Linked DNA regions of Homo sapiens: region 2 is linked to region 1. A link is an interaction called in ENCODE POLR2A ChIA-PET data of the cell type or tissue named here. Cell type or tissue: CD4-positive, alpha-beta T cell. All regions are shown on one strand. Each heading gives the region's core, and the rest is flanking DNA. Links, peaks and the distances in the headings are about the cores only.

What was found. Peaks named below come from ENCODE experiments on the same cell type or tissue, not always from the same donor. Only the 100,000 strongest peaks of a DNase experiment are listed, where the experiment ranks them.
Region 2: POLR2A ChIA-PET joins it to region 1 with 6 read pairs; 10 of 35 experiments call an interaction of 5 or more read pairs at or near these places.

The regions. Positions count from the first base shown.
Region 1 is chr19:34,268,265-34,272,653 of GRCh38, reverse strand. All of the region lies in intron 1 of GARRE1 (granule associated Rac and RHOG effector 1), which reads right to left. Among named protein-coding and RNA genes, the nearest start is that of GARRE1, 16 kb to the right of the region's middle. RefSeq lists an enhancer at 1,838-2,538. In CD4-positive, alpha-beta T cell, for the core only: no CTCF peak of the experiment used is centred there; a DNase peak (open chromatin) is centred at 2,443; H3K4me3 peaks cover 1,528 bases; H3K27ac peaks cover 3,962 bases.
Region 2 is chr19:34,190,792-34,195,180 of GRCh38, reverse strand. LSM14A (LSM14A mRNA processing body assembly factor) reads right to left here. Exons shown (of 10, transcript NM_015578.4): 2 at 540-703. Among named protein-coding and RNA genes, the nearest start is that of LSM14A, 20 kb to the right of the region's middle. In CD4-positive, alpha-beta T cell, for the core only: no CTCF peak of the experiment used is centred there; no DNase peak of the experiment used is centred there.

The DNA.
Region 1 (4,389 bases), core at 153-4,152:
GAGCTGGAGCAATGAAAAGTGACCTCTCTCTAGGAGATCATACTCCGTATCACTGCTGATGATTCCCAAATTCAACTCTCCAGTCAAGACCTCCCTCTCCAAGGACCAGACCCAGGAGACATCTCTGCAGGGTCTTCAAGTTTTACCCTTTCATGGCCAGGGCACGGTAGCTCACGCCTGTAATCCCAGCACTTTGGGAGGCCAAGGTGGGTGGATTACCTGAGGTCAGGAGTTTGAGACCAGCCTGACCAACATGGCAAAACCCTGTCTCTACTAAAAATACAAAAATTAGCCGGGCATGGTGGTGGGCGCCTGTGATCCCAGCTATCTGGGAATCACTTGAACCCAGGAGGCAGATGTTGCAGTGAGCCAAGATTGCATCACTGCACTCCAGCCTGGGCAACAGAGCAAGACTATGTTTCAAAAAAAGTTTTACCCTGTCACCTTTCTATTTCCCACTCCTCCTGCTATATTTACTGCCTTGCTTGGTCAAAGGCACAACCAACTTTTAACCCAAACTTAAGGTGTTATTCCAGATGGTCCCCGTCCTGTTGTCTAGCCTGTCCTTTCAATCCTGTCAATCCTGTTCACCACAGTGCCTCTTCTACAGCAACTGCTCCATAAATGTTACCTATTATTATTATATCCTAAATGTTTCTCATTTCCTCCTTACCCTTGCACTACTCAGCTTCCAAGGAAATTGACTTCCAGAGCAAGCAATATCAAGGCACAGAAGCTGACAGAATGCCTTCTATGAGGACAAGAAGCCAGCCTGCCAAAGGCTCAGGCCCTAGTTTTTTTGTTTTTGTTTTTGTTTTTGTTTTTGAGACTTGCTCCATGCCCCAGGCTAGAGCACAGTGGCACGATCATAGCTCACTGCAGCTTTGACCTCCCTCAAGTGAACCTCCCACCTCAGCCTCCTAAGTAGCTCAGCTAATTTTTATTTTTTGATTTTTTGTAGAGATGGGGTCTCTCTACATTGCCCAGGCTGGTCTCAAACTCCTGGGCTCAAGCAATCCTTCTGCCTCGGCTCCCAAAATGCTGGTACTACAGACATGAGCCACCGCGCCCAGCTCCTAGTTCTTTCAATGAAAGTGCACAGAAGGGGCCGGGCGTGGTGGCTCACACCTGTAATCCCAGCACTCTGGAAGGCCGAGGCGGGTGGATGACGAGGTCAGGAGATCGAGACCAGCCTGGCCAACATGGTGAAACCCTGTCTCTACTAAAAATACAAAAAGTTAGTTGGGTGTGGTGGCACACACCTGTAGTCCCAGCTACTAGGGAGGCTGAGACAGGAGAATCGCTTGAACCCGGGAGACAGAGGTTGCAGTGAGCCAAGATCACGCCACAGCACTCTAGCCTGGGCAACAGAGTGAGACTTCATCTAAAAAAAAAAAAAAAAAAAAAAGAAAGTGCACAGAAGGTATACCTGAACACTAGCTGAAGCTGATAGAGCACAGCATACTCTAAGTAGCAAACTAAGAATTATGAGAATGTCAGATATGAAAATAGAAACTAACAAATGGCTTTAATCCCAGGGAACCAAACATTCTACTTTATTCCATTTTATAAGTTAGTAATTAGTAATTCAATTCTTTAACACAGTGGTTCTCAACAAGTGGGGAAAAGTATAATTTTGTGTCCTTCTCTGCCCTACCAACATCTGGCAATGTCTAGAGATGTTTTGGTTGTCACCCTGGGCAAGTGCTAGTGGGTAGCATCCAGTGGGTAGAGGCCAGAAGTGCTGCTGAACATCCCATAATGCACAAGACAGCCCCTACAAAGAATTATCTACCCCAAAATGTCAACAGTGCAGCTCTTAAGAATCTCCGATAAACTAATGCTTTGAGCACCTTCCATATTCAAGTTAACTAATGTATAACAAGTTACTTCTTTCTGGGGAGATGATACAAACTTTCTCCATAAATTAAGCTATAACGGGTCCATAAGCTAAGAAGAGGCATCATCAAAAAAGAGACTGATAAATGCTAAATAAGTCGTTTAGAAAACAAATGCCATGGGTTCAGAGGAAGGAGGGTGCCATAGAGGCTGAGGCCCCCCTCAAAGATCTGAGAGAGCAGACTAGGCTCCTCAGCTCACTTCAAGCTGCCAGTCAAGGCCCTCTAGAGAGTAACCAGAATCCACCTCCCTATCCTTACCTGCAACAGGGCCTGTCCCTTCAACTTAACCTTCCCTCAAGCTGCAGAGGCCACAGGGCCACGACATTCCACCCACATTGTTACTGCTGAAAAAAGCCCTCACTTCCTTCACAAAAGTGCTGTCCTCCAACTAAACAGCAACCCCTGTCTCCACCCACAAGGCTGAGGACATGATGTCACCTCAACCCAATCACAAAATCATGTTCCTATGACTCCTAGAGGAAGAAGGTAGTGAAAAGATTAAGGTGGAAAATGCCTTAAATGGCTCAGGCCCTGAGGCCTTGTCCTCTGCCACCTAAAATCACTGCTTAGCAGCAGCCAGCCAGGAGCCGCCTCATTTCCTGTGCAACTGCGGTAAAAATAGGAAGTGGGGGAGGAAGTTCACAAAGCAGAAACAAAAGTAATCACTGCCTAGCTTCCTGAACACAAATCACCGAGCAGGGAGGGTATCATTAAAACATCAGAAGAGAAAGGCGGGCATGGAGAGCAAGGCCAGAGGAAAAGAAGTGACACTTTGGGGTGGGGTCCACCAAGCCCAGACTATTTCTGTGCCTGAGACACTGCTCCAAAAGGAAAACTGGACAAAACTGGACACTAGCCTATTCTACAGAAATGGCTTCCATGGAATTAATACTAAAGCATGTTCACTTGAAGACATGCAAAAACTGAACTGTTCTAGCAGAGTAAAAAATATCAATGAAAAGGTTTTAAGGAGGCCAAGATTAAACTATTTTTCTAGTCAAGAGGTAGCTACTAAAACAAAACAAAGGTCAGGTCTGGTGGCTCACACTGTAATCCTAACACTTCAGACGGCCAAGGCAGGAGGATCACTTGGGCCCAGGTGTTCATGGTTGCAGTGAGCTATGATCATGCCACTGCACTCCAGCCTGGGTAACACAGCAAGGGCCTCTCTCAAAATAAATAAATAAATACATAAATAGAAATAAATTTTAAAAACAAAACAAAAGAGCTACTATATAATTGATTGGTTGACAAAATCCGAAGCCCATGTTATCCTATACTGAGCTATGAAAACTCAGGCGGATAGGAAAAAAACTACTGAATAAACATTCTAATCAGTGCCAGAATCTATCACAAGTAAAAATAAAGAGGCTTCTACAACCATCCCCACCCCCAACACGGGTCAACCCTGTGAGGCTCCAGGCACCCAGGATGCAGTGGGAAAGGAGACAGATGCAGCACCGGCTCGCTACCAATCTCATGTGGGAACAACCTGCTTCCACGTGGTGATCCATGACCGCCTCTGGTACTGACATTTGCTCTGTAACAATTTACCACCACAAACCATGGCGTTCCTCTATGAAGCCAAAGCAACTTATCATTAGCGGTTCTGAAGAGCTTTTATATTTGGTAATCTACAAACAACTGATCATTTCATTTAAGCAGAAGAACAACTTTTCTAACCGCAAGGTCAACAGAGCCAAAATTTACTTTCAAAATAACAGAGGTTTTAAAAAAATAGGTCAAATGTGCTAAGTAGTAATATAGATAAAGAACAGGCTTAATTTTGTTTCATTTGAGGGGTGGCTTGTTGTTTTTGCTTTTATTTTTGGTGGGGAAGGAACAGGAAGATCAATGCGTAACTTTTTTTAAACAGTCACTACGTTAATAAGTAAAAAAGTAAATGAAACGGGTAGTAATCACCACATATTCAATTTCTTTTTTCTTTCTTCTTTTAAGAGACGGAGTCTCACTGTGTTGCCCAGGCCAGTCTCAAACTCCTGGACTCAAGCAACCCTCCCACCTCGACCTCCCAAAGTGCTGGGATTACAGGTGTGAGTCACTATACCTGGCCTCAATTTCATACAAAGAAAAATAGTGAACATTTAATGAAAAAAAAAAATCCAGTATTACTTGGTCCTGATGAGGACAGACCTAGCTGTCTGTCTGATTTTCTGGTAACAAATGGACTTAACTGTACTCTAAGACTGTTGTTTTAGTCTTCTTATGAAGTCAAAAGCTCACTCTCAAAACCTGCTGCCATCAAAACAAAACAAAACTAGTATTAGAACTCTTGAAGGAATTCTATTACAGGAACACTGTGAGCCAAAAAAAAAATCTTTGTTAAACAGAGATCTTCAAAGGAAGAAGAAACAACGAAAAAAGGGGCAAATCCCCGCCAAGGAAAGTTTTGTCTACAAACACATACAAACCACCACCTATCACCAAAGGATGAACAAAGCTGGCTCCTAAACTTCCGAAAAAGTTT
Region 2 (4,389 bases), core at 230-4,229, 78 kb after region 1:
AAAAACCAACACTGCATATTATAACATATGCAGAACAATGTGATTTTGCTTTTTTTTCCCCATTAAGCCTAATAATCTTACCTAAGAGTAGCTGTTATTGCCTTGGTTTGCAATATAAACCATATCTCAATAGCATGGTAGCACGGATCCTAGATTCTGAAGCAGGCTGCCTGGATCTGTTCAAATTGTGGCTCCATCTGAACTTCCTCACTTGTTAAAAGTGAGAATAATTATAGTACCAACCTCAGAGGGTATCTTATATGCACAGCACTTCTACAGAGTAGCCTTCAATGTTAGCTATGGTAATTGTTGTTGAAATTAGAAAATATTTCATAATAAATTCCTCAGCTGTTTCTTACCTTAGTTCTAATTTATGATACAAAGAGAAAAACCTAGATGAGAACATTATCCAGTAATTTCAGGTATCCCAGTAACTTGGAAATGATAAGCTACATGAACATTCAACTAGAGAGAAAAAAGCCAAGGCTAACCCTGTGCGGAGTTTACCTGTACTCCAAGACAAATTTACCATCAGTTACCTGAACAATAGCTGGGTCTTGAGGCAAAGAACACTGTGGTTTTGGTGGCTCACAAACAGTAAGGTCTTTAATGTCACTCCCACGGAATATAATGTATTCAAAGACTTCATCTCGAGGTGGTATTGGACGATCTGTCGGTCTGTCTTCTGTACCAAAGGATCGAACTGGCAAGAAAACAAAGGATATGAGATGTGTGACTACTCATCACATTCAGGTAGTACCCCAGATTCTAAATGTTGTATTTCAAGTACTAAGCAGTAGTTCTGAAATGTCTGAGAAAGTATTCATTAATCTATAGCTAAAAAAGTTTTTTTAAAGAGGAAAATAGAGTGGCTTTTGCCCGAAGTTAAATATATGCAATATAAAAGACTATCTGTATTATGAGGTTGTGTTCCTCTTATATTTTTATTTATTTGTATCTTTAGTGGTTGTAGTGGGGTGTTAAAATGTCCTTTCATTATTTATTTATTGATGAGACTGGGTCTCTGTCCCCTAGGCTGGAGTGCAGTGGTGTGGTCATGGCTTCCTGCAGCCTCAGCTTCCCGGGCTCAGGCGATCCTTCTATCTCAACCTCCCACGTAGCTGGGACCACAGGCATGTGCCACTAAGCCCAGCTAACTTTTTTTATTTTTTAGTAGAGATGAGGTCTTGCTATTTTGCACAGGCTGGTCTTGAACTCCTGGCCTCAAGTGATCTTCCTGCTTTAGCCTCTCAATGTGCTGGGATGAAAGGCCTAAGCCACTGTGCCTGGCTCACGGTTAACTTATTTTTAATGTCCTCATTCGACAAAATAAAAATTAGCAACCCATGTCTTTCTTGGGGAAGGAGTGGGAGACAAAGATTCCTCCAGTCTACAAAATCTCAAAGTTTGGGTATTGACCTTTGGGACACAGAGAGCAATGAAGGTATTAATAACATTTACCTTGCTGAGCAGTAAGTCCTCTAGAAGCCAAGTCAAGCAGCTGCCAGCTACTCAGCCCCATGGGACAGCTTGAAATACCCTAGTTACCTAAAATATCTACCATATAATTAAATCTGATTATTTTAACAATGAAGACAGCATTACTCAAAGTTAAACTGGGGACCACCTGCAACACAGTAAACTGGCTACGAATAAAGATTTCTACCGAATCTTTTTGCTGGGGACAGGGTCCAAAAATCTGCATTTTAAGCCAATTTCTGGCTAGGCACAGTGGCTCATGCCTGTAATCCCAGCACTATGGGAGGCCAAGGTGGGAGGACTGCTTGAGCCCAGGAGTTTGAGACCAGCCCTAGCAACACAGTGATGTTCTGTCTCTACAAAAAAATAAACATTTTTAAAAATTAGCCAGGTGTGGTAGTGCATGCCTGTAGTCCCAGCTATAAGGAGGCTGAGGTATGAGGATCGCTTGAGCCTGGGAGATTGAGGCTGTACTGAAGCGTGGCTGCACTGCAGCCTGGGTGACACAGCAAGACCCTATTTCAAAATAAGTAAATAAAATAACCAAATCCCCAAGTTTCTTATAAATACATAAGTTTCAGGTTCATTGTCCTGGGAGATTTCTGAAAATGTCTGCATCCATACAGAAGTTCCAAATAGAGAATATGAAACATCATATTTCATTTAAAGAGTACCCTAAAGGAAGTAAACCCCTTAACATTTCTATTTTTTTTCTTTTTTTTTGAGATGGAGTTTCATTCTGTTGCCCCAGCTGGAGTGCAGTGACGCAATCTTGGCTCACTGTAACCTCTGCCTCTTGGGTTCAAGCGACTCTCCTGCCTCAGCCTCCTGAGCAGCTGGGATTACAGGCGTGTGCCACCATGCGCAGCTAATTTTTGTATTTTTTTTTAGCGGAGATGGGGTTTCACTATGTTGGCCAGACTGGTCTAGAACTCCTGACCTCAAGTGATCCATCCGCTTCGGCTTCCCAAAGTGCTGGCATCACAGGCGTGAGCTACCGCGCCTGGCCCCCTTAGTATTTTTAATGCATACGCTTTTTTTTTTTTTTTTTTTTTTTTTTTTTTTTTTTGCAGAACTGATGCAGCGCCTCATGCCTGCAATCCCAGCACTTTGGGAGGCCAAGGTGGGCAGATCACTTGAGGTCAGGAGTTTGACACCGGCCTCAACAAAATGGTGAAACCCCATCTCTACTAAAAATACAAAAAATCATTAGCTGGGCATGTTGGCATGCACCTGTAGTCCTAGCTGCTCAGGTGGCTGAGGCGGGAGGATTGGCTGAACTCAAGAGGCAGAAGTTGCAGTGAGCCAAGATGGCGCTCCTGCACTCCAGCCTGGGTGACAGAATGACAATCTGACTCCAAAAAAAAAAAAAAAAAAAAAAACAACAAAAAGAATGTTATTTCAGTGTAAATAATGTCCTACACTCTTATTCTAAAAGTTCTTTCTAGTACTTATGAGACTTCCAGGAAAGACAGTGGCACAGGTAGTTTGGCAGAAGATCCTTCCCTAAAACTAAAGGAAAGAAACAAAAAGGAAGTTAAAATATCCCTAAAATCATGACAAGTTCTCAAACTCATACCACGAAATTTTATTAAATAGTATCATTCAGGTACAGAATGAGTTAGTTGAAACTGAAAGACCAACCCCAGAATCCATACGTAAGTATCCTCTGCCCTCTCCTGCCCCCCAGAGAAATTTTGACTAGCATCTTCAACTTGCTAAGATGGGGACAGGGACTGCGGAATGCCCTACCTGAAGCTCCCTTTCTCTGATGGCCAAACAGTACTTTAGCAGGCAGGAGGATTTTATATTTTTACCTTTATCCAAAAGGAAGGATAAGGAGGAGAAAGGACTAATTACAAATAAATCAATCTCACCCCTAACCTCAGTACCATCAAAACAAATAAAGTCTCATGCTTCCAAAGTAGCAGATGAGATCATCCTGAAGCAGAGAGGGAAAAAGTCAAAGGCCCTTCTTCTACAAAATTAGAGAAGCTCTATTAAGCTTCCTAAGGCCTAACAGAGCTTAGCCAGGTGAATTCAGAGTCAAGTAAAAAGAGAATCTGCATTTCACGTTTTGGCAAGCAGCAGGTACTGAAAGGACCTACTAAAGAAAAAAAGAGTAGAAAAATCAGGGAATCAAGAAAAATTTTACAGGAAAGATGGAAAGAAGGGAAGAAAAGAGGGAAAGGAGGGAGGCAATGATGGAAGGAAAGAAAAAGGTGTATCAAAATAAAGAAAAAAGGCAGTAAAGAAGAAGAGAAGAATCAAAGAGGACACGGTCTTCATTTACTTATTTTGTTTTTTTTTCCATTACCAGCAGTTTGCCCTGATAGGACACAGTCTTCAAAAGGTAGATGAAATACATTCAGTATTAGTATTTATCACAGAAAATAGAAGAAATTTTCTGAAACAACTGCTTCGACATTCACAAGAAAAACAGATAGCATAGACTTTTATGATCAAAACAACATTGAAAGGGTAGCATGCAGAATTAAGGAAAGAAAATTACACAAGATAAATAAAACAGCATAACTAATAAATGCAACAACAGTCAATGCAGCAAAACCAAATCACTAGAAGAGAATAATTTTGAGAAAAGGTAAACAAGATGTCATGAAAAAGTACTACAGCATTAAAAAGGTTAGAGAGAAGATGATAGTTATGAAGATCCAACAGTTAACTGCTGCCCCTGAGATAGACAAAAGAATAAGAAAAATATAATTAAAGATATAACAGAATAGAAATGTCTTAACATGAAGGCCTAAATTTCATCAAAAGCTTTCACTGTATTTCCAGAAAAAAACAAAACAAACAAACAAAAAACAGACCACTACAAGCCACAGAGACTTATGCTTTGGTATATCAAAATAACTCAAAAAAAGTGTTATCTAAAGATAAGAAATGGAC